Regions from separate parts of the Homo sapiens genome. Here all the other regions are linked to region 2. A link is a contact called in ENCODE Hi-C or POLR2A ChIA-PET data. All regions are on one chromosome and are shown on one strand. The core of a region is the stretch at or near the end of the contact, and the rest is flanking DNA. Distances in the headings are between cores, read along the strand shown. Region 1 holds the start of HNRNPAB (heterogeneous nuclear ribonucleoprotein A/B). Region 2 holds the start of MGAT1 (alpha-1,3-mannosyl-glycoprotein 2-beta-N-acetylglucosaminyltransferase). Region 3 holds the start of N4BP3 (NEDD4 binding protein 3). Region 4 holds the start of PHYKPL (5-phosphohydroxy-L-lysine phospho-lyase).

The links. Hi-C counts contacts between places; a loop is a spot of excess contacts on that map. ChIA-PET counts read pairs that join two places held with the same protein, here RNA polymerase II (POLR2A). Pooled maps may share reads with other maps.
Region 1: a pooled map shows a loop between it and region 2 (6-fold over the local background). The contact joins the promoter of HNRNPAB here to the promoter of MGAT1 in region 2. A Hi-C loop is called at or near these places in 7 of 50 pooled maps. POLR2A ChIA-PET finds 5 or more read pairs at or near these places in 2 of 52 experiments (T-cell and activated CD4-positive, alpha-beta T cell).
Region 3: a map with no recorded cell type shows a loop between it and region 2 (8-fold over the local background). The contact joins the promoter of N4BP3 here to the promoter of MGAT1 in region 2. A Hi-C loop is called at or near these places in 7 of 37 single-sample maps with no recorded cell type and 5 of 50 pooled maps. POLR2A ChIA-PET finds 5 or more read pairs at or near these places in 1 of 52 experiments (activated CD4-positive, alpha-beta T cell).
Region 4: a map with no recorded cell type shows a loop between it and region 2 (5-fold over the local background). The contact joins the promoter of PHYKPL here to the promoter of MGAT1 in region 2. A Hi-C loop is called at or near these places in 3 of 37 single-sample maps with no recorded cell type and 10 of 50 pooled maps. POLR2A ChIA-PET finds 5 or more read pairs at or near these places in 2 of 52 experiments (GM12878 and naive thymus-derived CD8-positive, alpha-beta T cell).

The regions. Positions count from the first base shown.
Region 1 is chr5:178,202,257-178,206,444 of GRCh38, reverse strand. It overlaps HNRNPAB (heterogeneous nuclear ribonucleoprotein A/B), which reads right to left and starts at 1,912. Exons shown (of 8, transcript NM_031266.3): 1 at 1,705-1,912; 2 at 1,399-1,630; 3 at 435-603. The coding sequence starts at 1,607. RefSeq lists silencers at 939-1,348, 1,379-1,488, 1,509-1,728, 2,029-2,098.
Region 2 is chr5:180,800,951-180,804,755 of GRCh38, reverse strand. MGAT1 (alpha-1,3-mannosyl-glycoprotein 2-beta-N-acetylglucosaminyltransferase) reads left to right here and starts at 1,950. Exons shown (of 2, transcript NM_002406.4): 1 at 1,950-2,076. RefSeq lists enhancers at 1-516, 971-1,080, 1,224-1,930, 1,931-2,638 and silencers at 1,451-1,500, 1,511-1,590, 1,761-2,120.
Region 3 is chr5:178,111,437-178,115,342 of GRCh38, reverse strand. N4BP3 (NEDD4 binding protein 3) reads right to left here and starts at 1,811. Exons shown (of 5, transcript NM_015111.2): 1 at 1,572-1,811. RefSeq lists silencers at 2-111, 722-771, 1,122-1,441, 1,522-2,071 and enhancers at 582-641, 170-683.
Region 4 is chr5:178,231,041-178,234,780 of GRCh38, reverse strand. It overlaps PHYKPL (5-phosphohydroxy-L-lysine phospho-lyase), which reads left to right and starts at 1,979. Exons shown (of 13, transcript NM_153373.4): 1 at 1,979-2,289; 2 at 3,258-3,376. The coding sequence starts at 2,231. It overlaps LOC112267937 (a long non-coding RNA gene), which reads right to left and starts at 743. Exons shown (of 3, transcript XR_002956238.2): 1 at 1-743. RefSeq lists silencers at 1,745-2,154, 2,235-2,554 and an enhancer at 1,817-2,355.

The sequences.
Region 1 (4,188 bases), core at 663-3,162, 2.6 Mb after region 2:
CATAGGCTGAAGATGGGCCACAGGGGAAGGAATCCTCCCTCCACTCCCTACTAGCTGTGACCTCTTCTACTTACATTTCTGAGCCTTAGGGTTTTGGTTTTTGTCCTGTAAAATGGGGCTAAAAGCCTATCATACCAATCATGGACTCTCTTGTAATCCTCCCAGATGTTTAGCGCCGTACCCAGAATAGGCACATAAAAGGTAATGAATGTCAACTGTCATCTTCCCGAACCACTCCAGCACATTCTCTCACTCCCAGCTTAATCTGTATTTTCATCCCCTCAAAAACCGGAACATAACCTCCGGCTTTGGGTTTTGCCCAAAGCACTTAAATCACATGCAGACCACACAAACTAGTCATGCTTTAAGAAAGGTGTCCTCTTAGAATTCAAATCGTTTCCACTGAGACTGCTGAAATCCAGTACCCAGCTTACCTTCTCCACACTGGCTGCATCTTTGAACAGGATAAACCCAAACCCTCTTGACCGTCCAGTGTTGGGATCCATTTTTATTGTACAGTCAACGACCTCTCCAAATTTAGTAAAATAGTCTTTTAAATCTTTTTTGCTAGTATCCCAGCTCAGGCCACCAACGAACATTTTTCTGAAATGGTAGGGTGAGACACACGGCAACAAGTCTTGTAAGCAAGCTGTGATTTTGGAAAGGACTGGCCCTGGCAAAGTTCTCACGAAGTCTACAGCTACCCTTAGAGTCTGCAAGGAGCACCTTAGAAAGATGTTAAATCTCCACTACCCTCCAAATTGAACTCAACCAGGACCCTAACGAGGCTTAACAAGGCTCTGCAGCCCCAGCCTGTGAGAAGCAAAGAAGGGACCACCTCACCAGGGGTATGGGACCTAACCACTCATAACTGGAAATTCATGTGTTCTACAACCATGTAGCAAAGGGCCAGCGTCTCCACCAACTCCTGAGAACTCGTTTCAAGGAACTCGATGTTTCCGGGGACCAAGCCCGCCCAGGGTTCAGACCGTGACTCCGCCCCCGGGAGAGGCGGAGGAGGGAGGTCCGGGCCCCGGCTCGCGCCAACTCCGCCCACGCAGCCGCCGGCGCGGCCCAAGACGCCGCCGGGCCCCGGGTCCGAGCGCTTTCCCTCTTCCGGGCCATCCGCCCGCCCCTGCGCCGGCTCCGGCCCTGGCCCTGGCCCTGGCAGCGCGCGAGCGGCCCCGGGGCGGCGCCAAAGTCGACCCAACAAACTCCCGCAAACTCCAGCGCGAGTGGCAGCGCCAGGCCCGGCCCGCGAACGCAGCGGCGACAGTCCGCGGGCCGCACCAGCCCCGACCCGGGCCAGGCCGCCGCCCCTCCCCCCGCCGCGTGGCGCCAACAAAAGGCGGCCCCGGAACAAAGGCGGCGCCCCCGTCCGCCCGCGGCCGCACCTACCCCGCGTCCTCCTCGTTCTTGCTGGCGTTGATCTGGTCGCCCTCGGCGCCGTTCTGATTCCCGCTCGGGGGCGCCGCGGTCGCGCCTCCAGCCCCCGCCGCGGCGCCCGTGCCAGCCCCGGCCGGCGACTCGCCTTCGGGGACGGCCTCATGTCCGTTCTCGGTGGCGCCCGTCGTCTCCATGGGCTGCTCCTCGCCCGCTTCCGACATGCTAGGCCGAGGCGCGGCGGCTCCTGCAACCAGCGGCGACAGCGCGTCAGGCCGGCGCGGCTCCCGCCAGAGCTCCCGCCCGCCGGCCGCCGCTCACCTCGCCGCCGATGACGCCGCGGGGCCCGCTCGTCCCCACCCGCAGGGGAAGGCGCCGCAGGCTCGGCCGCACTCAAGCTCGCGCTGCTGAGGCCTCGCCCCAGTCAGCCCACGGAGCTGCTCCAACTGTGTCTCCTCCTCCTTGGCCGCCGCCGCACGGGAACCCACCGACCAACAGCCAAGCTCCGTCCCGCGCGGTGCCGCCGCCTGACAATGCCGACTCGTGGCGCCCTTTATAATGCCGGAGCCGGGTGCCACATCGCAACAAACTGCACACTCATTGGCTGCTCAAGTCCGTCACTCAACCTAGCTTCAGCGTCCCATTGGCCGCCACGGCGCGCGCGCTCTAGACCTGGGCGGGCTTTGTCCTCATTTTAGAACGCGCGCGAGTCCGGCCGCTACGGAGGGCTCCCGAAGCCGGGCGGGACGGCGCCGGGTCCAGGGCGGCGGGCAGCTACAGCACATCGGTGGGAGGGCCTAATCGGATTGTAAGCTCGTCGAGGCCGCTGGTCTCTTGCTCTCGAGGACTCCATCCCAGCATTGGCAGCCTCCGCCTCCCCATGTCCCAAAAGAGGAAACTGGGCTGGAGAAAGTTTCGCAGCCCAAGGACGCGTGGCTGGAAGTGGCAGAACCCGGGCTTCCGAGGTTGGGCGAGTGGGGTCCTCCAAGGCCCTCAGCACGGGTCGGAGGGATTGGGACTGAACCCGCCATCCCCCTGGACCTTGGTGCCCTCCAAGCCCCGCGCTCGCGCCCTGTCCGTCGCCTCCCCCAGAGATGCTCTGCAGGGACGATGAGACCTTGGTGTTCCCCGGTTCTCTGTCCCCTGGCACCACCTGAACGATTGACATCGCATTTGTACTTTTGTTTACTTAAATTTTTTCCTGTAAATCATTTGTCTTTCTTTTTCTTCCTTTTTATTATTTTTTTTTTTTTGATGGAGTCTTGCTCTTGTCGCCCAGACTGGAGTGCAATGGCGCGATCTCGGCTCACCGCAACCTCCGCCTCCCGGGTTCAAGCGATTCTCCTGTCTCAGCCTCCCGAGTAGCTGGGATTACAGGCATGCGCCACCACGCCCGGCTAATTTTTTTGTTTTTTTAGTAGAGACGGGGTTTCACCATGTTGGCCAGGATGGTCTCGATCTCCTGACCTCGTGATCCGCCCGCCTGGGCCTCCCAAAGTACTGGGATTACAGGCGTGAGCCACCGCGCCCGGCCTTTTTTTTTTTTTTTTTTTTTTTAAACAAATACGGAGGCCGGGCGCGGTGGCTCCCGCCTGTACTCCCAGCACTTTGGGAGGTCCAGGCGGGCGGATCACGAGGTCAGGAGATCGAGACCATCCTGGCGAACATGGTGAAACCCCGTCTCTACTAAAAATACAAAAAAATTAGCCGGGCGTGGTGGTGGGCGCCTGTAGTCCCAGTTACCGGGAGGCTGAGGCAGGAGAATGGCGTGAACCCGGGAGGCGGAGCTTGCAGTGAGCCGAGATCTCGCCACTGCACTCCAGCCTGGGCGACAGAGCGAGACATCGTCTCAAAAACAAAACAAAACAAATACACCACTCGTGAACTCACGAGGTAAAGGACAGGGTGGGGGCGTTGTTCTCTTCCTAATACACAAAACTCCTTTATATTATCTCCTTGACCACAAAATTTTAAAGGCCTCGGTAATCCCGTTATTCCTTTTAATCATATGGGTGGTGGGCCCCAAGGCAAGCAGGATTACAACCTCTGGAGCCTGCAGGTTACCAAATAGCAACCCAGAACACAAGGAACTAGCGTTTCCAGTGGATTCCTGCAGCCAGGACCAGTGTGGTGGGCTGGGCATTCCATTTTCTCTTCTGTATCTTAACAACCAAAGTAAGGTGGTATGGTCACCAATTTTATTTATTTTATTTTTTGACACAAGGTTTTGTTCTGTAACCCAGGCTGGAGTCCAGTGGCACGATCACGGCTTACTGCAGCTTCAACCTCCCGGGCTCAAATGAGCCTCCTGCCTCAGCCTCCCAAGTAGCTGGAACCAGAAACGTGGCCACCACGCCAAGCGAATTTTTTGTAAACACAGGGTCTCCCTATGTTGCCCAGCTAGATCACCAGGTTTTTTTTTTCTTTGAGACGGGGGTCTCGCTCTGTCGCCCAGGCTGGAGTACAGTGGAGCCATCTCAGCTCACAGCAACCTCCACCTCCCAGGTTCTAGCGATTCTCCTGCCTCAGCCTCCTGAGTAGCTGGGATTGCAGGTGTGTTCCACCATGCCGGGCTAATTTTTGTATTTTTAGTAGAGATGGGGTTTTACCATGTTGACCAGGCTGGTCTTGAACTCCTGATCTCAGGTGGATCACCAATTTTAAATGAGAAAACTGAAGTCAAGAGCAGCGGCCCAAAGCTACACAACCAACTCAGGCACTAACTCCACCCAGGCACTGGAGTTGCCCTGAGAATGAAAAATGAAGATACGTGGATTTCAGGCTTCTCTAGGAAAGTCCGAAGAT
Region 2 (3,805 bases), core at 701-3,200:
GTCCTTTCTCCTGGAAGGTGATTTTGGCTCCTCATGTCTTGGATCTACAAACCAGTGTTTCCCAGCCTTTTCACTTTTAGGAAACACAATTGTTTTTTCCTTTACGCCTTGACACCTAGTGTGAGTGTGCAGAGCCCCCAGGCCCCTGACTCCTCCATTAGGCAAACATAGGGCAGAGGTGACAGACACTGGCCTCTGACTGGCATATCCGCCTGGGTTCGAGGCTCCTGCCACAGTGCGCGCAGTCAGCTAAAGTGGAAGCCACGGGCTTCCCGCACATCGCACACTGCACACGGCGGCCTCGGTGGGCCTGCCCTTCTCCCACTCCACCTCCAGGTCTGGGCTCTGGCCACTTAAGCGGAGGCTTCACGGCAGCGCCTGAGAGGAGACAGAGCCCTCTCAAAGCACTGGCGCTGGAGGATGTGTGCGGGGGTGTTGGGGGGCGCACAGGAGTGCCCGGTCTAAAACCTGGCTATGCTCCCCACCAGGTCTGGTGGCTTGCAGCACGTTTGCACTTACCCTGAGCCTCAAACTAGTTATCTGTAGAATGGGGATGATAACGCTCACTCCGCAGAGCTGCTGAGGCTTGAAGGACAGGCCGAGGGAGGGTTTGGCCCGTGAGGCCCCTCACCATGCCTGGTGACCCCTTAGCAGTTTTGATTTAGGTCCTCGCCTCCACGCAGGGGCCTGCGGGTGCGCGCGGCCCTTTGTTTCTCTAGAACCCTGCACGATTCGTGGTTTCATGTAGAAACAAGTTAGTGAGCAGTCAGTCAGTAACCACAGGCCGCAGAGTTCCGGGCTGCTCCGTGCTCTGGAACACGGGGGAGGGGTTGATGTCAGGGGCGTGGGTCCTGATCACATGGCAGCAGCCCTTCTTGGGGAAGTCAGCTACCCAGCAGCCTGTAGTCCTCGGCTACCCACCCTCACCGCCTGGGGTCCCATGGTGAGACAGCTGGGTGGGCATCAGGCTTCTGCAGAGGGCCAGGCCGGAGGGAGCTGGGCGAGGGAGTGGGGCTGGCTCCTGGCTTGCACCGGCCTCGTGGAATCCAGGCCTCAGACCTGATCGCTGGCGAAACTGGCTCTGTGCGCTGGAGCCCCTGGTCTTCTGCGTCTGTCCTCCTCCCGGCCAGACTTTACTCCTGGCTCAGCGACAGGTATTTGCTATGGAAGAGCTGTCCCTCCCTCCCCTCGGTGGGCCTGGGTCCACCTCCACCTCCTCTTCAGGTCCGCACCTTCCTCCCCTTTAAAACACCAGCCGGGCGCAGACCCGTTCTAGGCTTTTCCATGGTGCTTCCGCCAAAGCTTGTGACCGAGTCCTTCCCGCCTAGGGCTGGTGGGCCTCCCCTGCTGGTAGGTCTCTCTTCGCTTTCTTTACTCAGAACTGAAGCTCTCATTCCCCACCCACCAAGGAAAAACAAAAGGGAAGAAGCCACAGCTGGCCCCGGCTTGCTTTGGCACAGGTGTTTCCCCCCGGCCCCCCGTCGGGCACCCTGGTTCCTGTTCTGTCCCTGCCCCACGCGACCCTGGGGCTCCCACCCGGGCTCCTCAGCCTCCCCTGGGTTGGGGTGGGGGGACTGGCTCCCAGCCCTTGGCCTAGGGTTTGGTGAACGCCTTTCCTGGACTGCGGGCCCACTTCAGGCGCGGCTCCAGGCTGGGCAGCTGCGCTGGAGGGCCGAGGGCAGGGGTGGGGTCGGGCGTCCACCCTCAGGGTTGCGCCAGGGAGCCGGAAAGCCGACTCCCGAAGTTGGGGTCCTGGGAAAACTTGGGTCCTGGGTTGACTGAGAAGCGGCGGGGAAAGGAGGCGGGCCAGGAGGAGGGGGCCTGGCGGACGCCGGCCGGGGGGCGGGGCGCGGCGGGGCTGTCGGTCACGCCCCTCAGTCCGCCCCGCCCCGCCCCGCCTGCCGGGGAAGGGCCACGTTGCCCGCCCGGCCGTCCGGCCCCGGCGCGCCGCAGAAAGGGCTGGCGAGTCGAAAGGCGAGGCGGCCGCGGCAGCGCTTGGGACGCGCCTGGGCACCGGGCTCGCTCCCTGCGCCCCGGAGCAGGCCAAGTTCGGGGCCAGGACGTCGGGAGGACCTGGTGAGTAGGTGTCCGGGGACGGAGGTCAGACCGGGGGAGGCCTCGCGGGCGCCGAGAGGGAGCCCAAGGGACGTCGGGTCGCCCCAAAGCCCCGGTGCCCATGAGTGCTAGCGAGAGGGGGCTTGGCTGGGGAGCGGCCCGGTCCGACCCGGTGCCAGCTGCGCGTTAGTCCCTTCCCGAGCCGAGAGGTTGGAACTCCGCCTTCTGCTTTCGGAATCCCGGGCCTCCAGCTGTTAGAGGAAGGGCGGGCTCCGCGGACTGGGGAGGATGTTGTGAAACTCGGCCCCGGGCGTCCGTGCGTGCGGGGCAGGGAGGGGGTGGGATTGGGGAGTGGCCTTTCCCCCCTAACCTCACTCCAGCATCCTTTCCCCAAGTTAATAGAGGCTGATTCTCCTCAGCAGAAAGGAAATGTTGATTCAGTGTTGAAATATATATATAATAAGTTGGCAAGAAAACTTTTCTTCCTGTTTGCTAACGTGTGTGGAGTAGAGAGCCCCGGGACGTGCAGTGCCCGCGTCTGATAAACTCTGAAGTAGAGGGACTGTGGCTGGCCGGCTCCCTGAAGGCTGAAGCTTCACTTTGGTTAACCCTTGCTGCTGTAGTGGGTCTGCCGTTTTGTTTTAGAACATCACTGGCTGAGATGTTGCCCAGCTTTATTTTCAGTCATTTACGGTATTTTTTCAGGCCGTGTAGCCTTTGCTCTTACGTGCTCACATCATCCAGGATCTGCCTTCCATCAGCAATCACTGCGTCCTGGTCCTTCCCAATTCTGGGGACCATTGAGCTCACCCATTTCCCTGCTTCTGTGTCTCATTCTCACTGTTAGAAGCACTGCGGTATGCCTGACCTCAGTGGCCTGTGTTAACAAGGGAAACTCATTACTGTTCGGGGCAGTAGGGAAATTGTCACTGTCGTCAGTATCCAGGCAGTGGGACCTTGTGATGAACCAAATCAACCCTGTCACCTTATAGATGAGAGAACTAAGGTACAAGTGGGTCAAGTGACTTGTCCAAAGTTGCCTGGCTTGCTGGCTGGATCGCCTGAATCCCAGGCCTCATGCCTTTTGTGGCACTTGTATTTAGCTCTTCTTTTCCAGGATGAATAACCTGCATCCCTTCCCTCCTAGGTCTTATTCTCTCAACTCTTGAATTATTTAGTGTATCTTCTCTGACTACCTTTCTTTTTTTTCCGTCCTGAAATTATGGGCCTGGTACATGATACAGGAGTCCAGCCAAGGTCTAAGAACGAACATGAAAGCAGTTCAGTTAGAGTTCCATTACCTGTGACATGTCTATATTTTCTGGAATTTTTACGTAGTGCTTTTTAACTTTAAGCAAAGCAGAGATAGAAGGGAAAATCTGTTACCATTTCTTCCACTTCTGTACTTAATTTTACAGCTAAATATAACTTCTCGCTTATTGCTCATGATTGGAAGTTGACTATCTGGTGTTCACTTGCTATTTAAGAAACATTTTTTGCCAGATAAAGGAAATAGGCTGGAGAACACCATGGTATCAGAGTGTTAGAAAGGATCTCACAGCTCCTAGGCAGTCCTTCAAATGCTTCAGAAACTGAGTGAGCCCCATAGGGGCAGGTGGCGCCTACCCAGAGCCACCTCGGTTTTAGCTGAAGGGTTTTGTACTGAAAAGACTCACTTCTCATCTCCCACCATGGTGCAGATGTCTTTGTACCTGGTGGTGTGGATTGGCTGTGTCACCTCCCTAAAGGA
Region 3 (3,906 bases), core at 562-3,061, 2.7 Mb after region 2:
GTAGTAGGCAAGGGGGGCCCAGAGAGGGGCTGGGAGAGGCTGGCCCACCCCATCCCCTCTGTGACAGACACTTGAGGCAGAGACAGGGGCTAAAGCCTGCGGAAGTGGTGCTTAGTATCACCATATAGTGCTTCACGGCTGCACCGCAGTCTACAGTTTTTTCTCAGCCCTTCTATTTCATTATCTCATTTCATCTCCACAATAGCCTCGTGGGGGCAAACAGGACAGTAATTACCCTCACGCCATTTTACAGATCGGGAAACTGAGGCCTCGGAAGGCGAGGTGAGTTATCCAAGATCCCACAGTGAGAAGCAATCTCAACTCCCTGGGCAAGGTCCTTTCTACCTCAGCAGGTTGTCCTAAGCCAGGGGTCACGGGTTCCCCTCCATGGGCACACACTGCTGTGTATGTATTGCATATATGTCTGCCCAGCCCTCCATGCCTGTTTCTCCCAAGGACACTTGCAACCAGGCTGCCCTAGACTGCGGTCCACCAGGCCTGGAATCCCTCCTGCTGCCCCCCAGGTCAGGAAGAAATAGAGGAAACCTGCCTCATGGGGACTCCGAGTCGCTATGCTAGCTCTAGAGGCGGTGGCAGAGGCAGGCTGGCCGCATTCATTCACAGTCTGGCACATGCACACCACACGCTGCCAGCCGGTAGAGAAGCCCTGCCTGGGAGGGCCCTGGGAGGAGGCTGATAACCGCGCCCAGGATGGCCTCCTGCGTCCGCTCCCTCCCGAGGACAGCCAGGCCCAATCTGTTCCTATGTGGTTGGGGTCGGGGGGTGGCCCAGTGGGAGGCAACGGGTCTCAGTTCTCTTTCTGGATACAGCCAGGGCCCTGATTTCGGCTTGTCCCCAGGCCAGCCCTCACTTGGGCCAAAGGCTGTGGCCGGGACTGGACCGGGTGCTCTGGCGGTCAAGACCTAGGAATGTCCCCTACCCGCAGACCCGCAGCTGCAGCCTGGTGGACCGGCAGGGGGTTGGGGGATAAAGGAGGTGTGGGAGGAAGCGAGAGATCTCATGGGGAAGTCAGAGGGGCAAACGAGGTTGCATCCCCACGGAATTTGTGTCAGGAAAGCAGGGGTGAAGGCGAGGGTTCCCCAAAGCTGCGGGAGGTCCCGGAGCTACCTGGGGGGCGGGGTGGGAGGCGCGTCTCCTCCTGGCCCCTCCCTGAGGCCTGCCGGGAGCGGCTGGGCCGGGGGGCGGAGGCCGAGGTCAGACGCCGGCGCCAAGGACGCCTGCCCCACCCAGCCGTGGCGCAGGGGTCCCGCGCGCTGCTCCCTGGAAAGCGCGTTTGCAGGGGTTGGGGAGAGCAAGGTAGCCTGCCGCCTGCCCCTCCAGCGGAGCATCGGGGTCGGTCCCCGATCCGGTGCCTCGGTGACCGGGAGCAGGGGACACCTGGGCGCACGCCGCACCTTGCCACCCCCGCCCATCTCTCAGACGGGAGCCTCGGCCAGCGGGACAGCAGCTTTGCCAAGGACGCCCGAAAACAAGACCTTGGCGACCCGCCCCACCCCTCCCCACCCCCCGAGTCCAGCCCGGGTCCCCAGCCCCTCGCGCGCCCCACTTACCATGGTGGCGACGCGCTCGCCGGCCCGCGGCTCCGCAGCCCTTGCGCGTCGCAGCTCCCCCGCGCGGATTTGAACCCTCCTGCAAGGCGTCGGCTCGGGCCGGGACTGCGTGCCGGGTCGGAGCGGCGGAGCGGCAGGCGCCGGGAAAACGCGGGCGGGCGCCGGCGCCGGAGCCGGATTGGCGAGGGAGGGACGCGCTCCGCGGCGCTCGATCGCCTGCCCCAAAGGCGGAGGGAAAACCCGGCCTGACTCACCGGCGCGCGGCAAGCCCACAGCCCGGCCCCGGCCCCCGGATGTGGGGGGCGGGGCCGCCTACCCGCGAGCCAACCTGGGCCCCGCCCGGCCCCGACCGCGCCCCCGGCCCTGACCCGCAGAGGCGCCGCACGGCGGTGGCGGGCGAAACCTGGACCGGCTGCGCCTCGCGTCGCTGCCTCCTTGAGCGCCCCGGCTCGTTCCCGAGGGGTGGGCAGCCCCGAGCGCGGCCCACGCCCCAGAGAGCGCACAGCGCCCCCGCTTCTCCTCCTCCGCCGTTCGCCTCGCCCGCCTCCTCTAAGGAAGAGGCGCGTGAGGTCCCTCACCTCCCTAATTGTAGCCGCCTCCTCTCCGGAAAACCTGATTTCCCCCCTTTGGGGATGAACCACAGTAGTACTTTGAGAAGTGAAAAGATTTTACCCCACGACTCTGGCTGAATTGGGCACAGAGTTATTTTCTTTTTGCCTCCAAAGTATTCTAGGGGCAGCAAAATCAGGTGCCTTCAGGGGCCAGAAAAATTACGCAAATGAGTCGTGAGCTTCCTACTAAGACAGTAGGAAGACATGGAAACAGACACAGACACGTAAAGGAGTCATATTCGAAAAATTAAAACACCGTTTCTAATTCAAAAGTTAAGCATAGAGTTACCATATGATCCGGCAATTATAGTCCTCAAACAAGTAATGTTCTTGGCAGTACTAGTCACAATAGTCAAAGAGCCAAAAGGTGGAAACAGCCCAAACTAACAATTGATGAGGGTGTAAGCAAACAATGGTAGATCCATTCAGTGGAATATTATTCAGCCATAAAAAAGAAATGAACGCCATGTGATGACTCATGTCTGAACTCTCCCAGCACTTTTGGAGGCCAGGAGTTCAGGAACAGCCTGGGCAACTCACAAAACTCCATCTCTATCTTAAAAAAAAAAAGACCTGATGTGGTGGCTCACCCCTGTAATCCTAGCATTTTGGGAGGCCGAGGCAGGCGGCTCACTTGAGGTCAGGAGTTTGAGACCAGCCTGGCCAACATGGCGAAATTCTATCTCTACCAAAAACACCAAACATTAGCCAGGCATGGTGGAGCGAGCCTGTAATCCCAGCTACTCGGGAGGCTAAGGTAGGAGAATTGCTTGAACCCAGGAGGCAGAGTTGCAATGAACGGAGATTGTGCCACTACACTCCAGCCTGGATGATGGCGTAAGCCTGTCTCAAAAAAAAAAAGAAAGAAAAGAAAAGAAAAAGAGGAATGAAACACTGATGATACCTGCTACAACATGGATAAACCTCCAAAACATGGCAAGTGAAAGAAACCAGACACAAAGCCCACATGTGTTAATGATGCCATTTATAATAAGTAAATCCAGACAAACAGAAAGCAGATTAGAGCCAGAGGCTGTGGGGAGAGAGAAAGGCAGAGTGATTGCCTAACAAGCATAGGGTTTCCTTCTGGGATGAGGAAAATGTTTTGGAGCCTGACAGAGGTGGTGGTTGCACAACGTTATGAATATACAAATGTCATTGAATTGTTTGCTTTAAAACGGCTAATTTTATGGTATGCACATTTTACCTCAATTAAAAAACATCTTGTCACTTGTGGAACAGATTTGGTCTACGGCCCACAAATTTGCAACCCCTTGTGTTCTATGCTGTTCTTACCAATTCTTGCTAGGACAGCATAGAACCTCTAGGAAGAACTTCTGGCCAGGCATGGCGGCTCACGCCTGTAATCCCAGCACTTTGGGAAGACGAGGTGGGCAAATCAATTAAGGCAAATGATTTGCCTGCCTCAGCCTCTCAGTGTGCTGGGAGTACAGGCGTGAGCCACCATGCCTGGCTGAAAGAACTTTTTTTTTGAGATGGAGTCTTGCTCTGTCGCCCAGGCTGGAGTGCAGTGGTGCGATCTCAGCTCGCTGCAAGCTCCGCTTCCCGGGTTCACGCCATTCTCCTGCCTCAGCATCCCAAATAGCTGGGACTACGGGTGCCCACCACCACACTCGGCTAATTTTTTGTATTTTTAGTGGAGATGGGGTTTCACCATGTTAGCCAGGATGATCTCGATCCCCTGACCTCGTGATCCACCCCCC
Region 4 (3,740 bases), core at 730-3,229, 2.6 Mb after region 2:
TGGGCATTCAGGGGACAGGGCCAGGGATAGCAAACACCTAAAATGCATAGGACAGTCCTACCCAGTGACAAATCATCTCAACAAGAATCCCGGTGCCAACCCTGTTGAGAAACACCATGCCCTGGGTTCAAATCCTGACTCAGCCACTTCCATCCCCTACCCTCTTGGACTCCAACATTGCCTAGAGGGCCAGGCATGAAATAAAGGACAGATGAGTGCCTGGCACAGGGCCAGAGACAAGGAGTGGGCTTTTCTGAGCAGGAAGAAGGTGAGGCCTCCTGGTGTTCTGTGCCATGCTATAAGATACTCCTGGCCCAGGAAATGGCTCAACCTGGTCTGACCTCCAACTATATCACCTCTTGACCCAGGAGCAGGTGAGATGTTAGCCGGGCCCAGCTACAGCCTTCTCACCCTCTGCCTTAAAGCAGGAAAAGCCCCTGAGCCAACCTGATTCCTCTGAGCTGCACGGGGCCACAGCTGTGGCTGGAGTTTGGGCTGCAAGACAGGGCTGAAAGGCGGGGCCCAAATAGGACTCACACACACACAAATACACACACACACACACGGTCTGTGAGGTCTTGATCCTCAGAAACGAAGTACAGGCTGGGTATGGTGGCGTGCACCTGTAGTAGCAGGTACTTGAGAGGCTGAGATGGGAGGATCACATGATCCCAGGGAGGTAGAGACTGCAATGCTGCACTCCAGCCTGAACAACAGAATAAGACCCTTTCTTTAAAAAAAAAAAAAAATACAGGCCACAAGCAGTTAACCTCGCAGTTAATTTGGGAAGAATTTTTTCCAAAAATCATGTAAAATATTCAATTCAGCTTTACAGTTAAAAATAAGAAATTCCATTCTTTTAGGGAAGATGAAAAAGTCCTGTTGCATGGATGGTGGTGATGGCTGCACGACGATGTGAATGTACTTTTGCCACTGAATTGTATCCTTAAAAATGGTTAAAATGGTAAAATTTTGTTATGTATATTTTACACAATAAAGAAAAAAGAAACTCCAAATGTTCTTTAATAAATGCCTTAAGCGGCCGGGTGCGGTGGCTCACCCGGCCTGTAATCCCAGCACTCTGGGAGGCCGAGGCAGGCAGATCATCTGAGGTCAAGAGTTCAATAAATGCCTTATGCATCTTACAACTGTATTGGGAAGAGAAGAAGAAATCAGCAATGAGGGAGTGAAGCAGAGGCCTGGGAATCATGATGTGGACAGAAAGAAGGGACAATCAGGAGCCTCCCCTGCACCTGCTGCAGTCCCAGGCCCGTGTTCCAGGGTTCTTCAAGGCAGAAAGCCCCAGTGCCTCACCCCAGGAGGGGGCTTTTCTCTCATATCCCAGCCCCTTGGGAGGCTTTTTCTTCTCACTCCCTGGGCTGGGAGTCAAGAAGACCTCAGTAGGAGTCCAGCCTCTGCAGCCTTGCTGCGTGTCTGACAACAAAACCCTTTCCCTTTCTGGGCTTCAGGGTCACCGACATGTACCACAAGGAGGATTCCCAACCTCTCTTCTTGCCCAAACGCTGCATGATTCTCTCAGCGACGATACAGCTCGTCCGGTTCACCCTGCCTAGATTCTAGCAGGAACTATGGTGCCCTGAAGGTCAAGCCCATGGTGATCTCCTTGGTCAGCCCCAGAAGGGACCCTGGGCTCTCCTTCTGCTCTTCCTGCTGCCCCTTCATGGGGCTGGGAAAACCTAGGACCTGCTTCTCCCACCCTGAGGCCCCTACTGTGTACCAGGCCCGGGTAAGGTACCAGTCACATACTCGCACTTAGGCCTCACAGTTCATCCCATTTTATGCACAAGGCGACTCAAAGACTGAGTCTGGCCCAGAGAAGGCCTGCAGGAGCTCCGAGCCCCGCCTGGGCGCCGGGAGCAGGGGCGGGGTCGTCCGGGACCCTTTCCCGGAAGGGAGGCCGCAGGGGCCTGCGGGGCGGGGCCTGCGGGGCGAGGCCCGGGGCGCGTCCCGGAACCAGAGACGGGGCAGCGCTCGAGTTCCTGCGCGGGACTGCCAAGGCACGACCACGGGCCGGAAGGCTGCCAGGCCCAGTGGGCAAGCGAAGAAATGAACCACCGCAACGCGGGCGCTTCGGGGCGGGGCCGAGTGCGAACCTGAGCCCCAAATCCCGACCCAGGCAGGGGCGGGGCCCGGAGCGGGGCCTTGGAGGCCCAGCCCGCGCGGCGACGTCTCCGCGTGGCGTCACGGCACCGACTGACGGCCACCCACCATGGCCGCAGACCAGCGCCCGAAGGCCGACACGCTGGCCCTGAGGCAACGGCTCATCAGGTACCCGGGCGGGGGGCGGGCGGCGGGGGGCGCGGGGCTGCGCGGAGAGGCACGCGCACGCACGACGCACGCACGCACGCACTACGCACGCGCCTCCGGCTAGGAAGCCGCTGCTACCCATCCCGTCCGGCCGCTGCCCCGGCCCCGCTGGAGCTTCTAGGGCCCGAGGCGGGCGGCGCCGTTGGGCAGTCCCGGCGGGTGGTCTCCGGGGCCGCCTCCCCGACAGCGCCGTCTCCAGGCCGCCCAGTTCAGGAGACGGCCCCGCCCTCACCGCTGTTCGGCTGTGTCAGCCTCGCTTGGCAGCCTTTACTCCGGAGAAGACCTTCACCCTGGCGCCTGAGAGGACCTCACCCAGGGTGGCCCGTCAGCAGCACCTGGGCCTGGCTCGAGAGTGACCTGGGAGGGGGCTGAAAGGGCAGACAAGGGAGAGTCGGGGGAGTCGGTTCACAGGCAGCACACTTGACCTGTGAGGGGGCCCTCGGTGGGACGGTGGGTGAGGTCGCCTCCCACTGGAGCTTAGGGCTGGCACCCAGCGAGGGGCAGCAGGGCCACGTGGCTGGCAAGGAGCTGTTTAGGGCTGAGAGCCAGGCACCTAATGTTGGTGCCCTGGCCCATCCCATCGAAGACACGCGGCCTTATGGAGTCCCCATGGGACGGGGCAGCCACCTTTTCTCAGGATCCGGGAGACTGACGCGGACACATGCAGAAATGAGCAAGGAGGCCACAGAGGCTGAAAATGCTTTCAGAAACAATCCGAAGTTTCAGCGACTTGTTACCCCATCTGCTTCCTGCTTTGCAACCACCTGTGGAGTGGAGAGACAAGGCAGGGAAGCAGCACCTTGCCCTTCCAGCTCTCATTTCCCCCCCGCCACCAGAAACTGGGAAGGGGTGGGCGGGGGTCTGCGATGAGTAGACTTCACCCTTTCGGTCTTCAGACATGGCTGTCCACTCCTTGCCTGTCCCCACAGCTCTTCCTGCAGACTCTTTTTTCCCGAGGATCCTGTTAAGATTGTCCGGGCCCAAGGGCAGTACATGTACGATGAACAGGGGGCAGAATACATCGATTGCATCAGCAATGTGGCGCACGGTCAGTATCACACCTCAGGCTGGCAGGGCAGGAGAGGAAGGCAGTGCTGTGAACCTGGTCCCAAGGTGACCTGAGATTGCCGAGAGGTGTGGAGAACCTGGGTGGAGTTGAGGCACTGTCAGTATGCAGAGGAGGCTCAGCCTTCGCAATATAGCTGTGGAATTCTGCAATCTGGAGCTGTGCTAAACCAGGCAGGGGTCAGCAATCTAGGTCTGTGAGTCTAGTTCCACTTGGGACTGATGATGAGCTCACAAAGTGGCAGATGGCCCAGCTGTGACCAGCAACGTAGCACAGTGCTGGCCAAGTGCTGGGGTCATGGCAGTGCTTCAGCCCCATTGGCCATCTCAGGTGCTAGGCAAGGGAG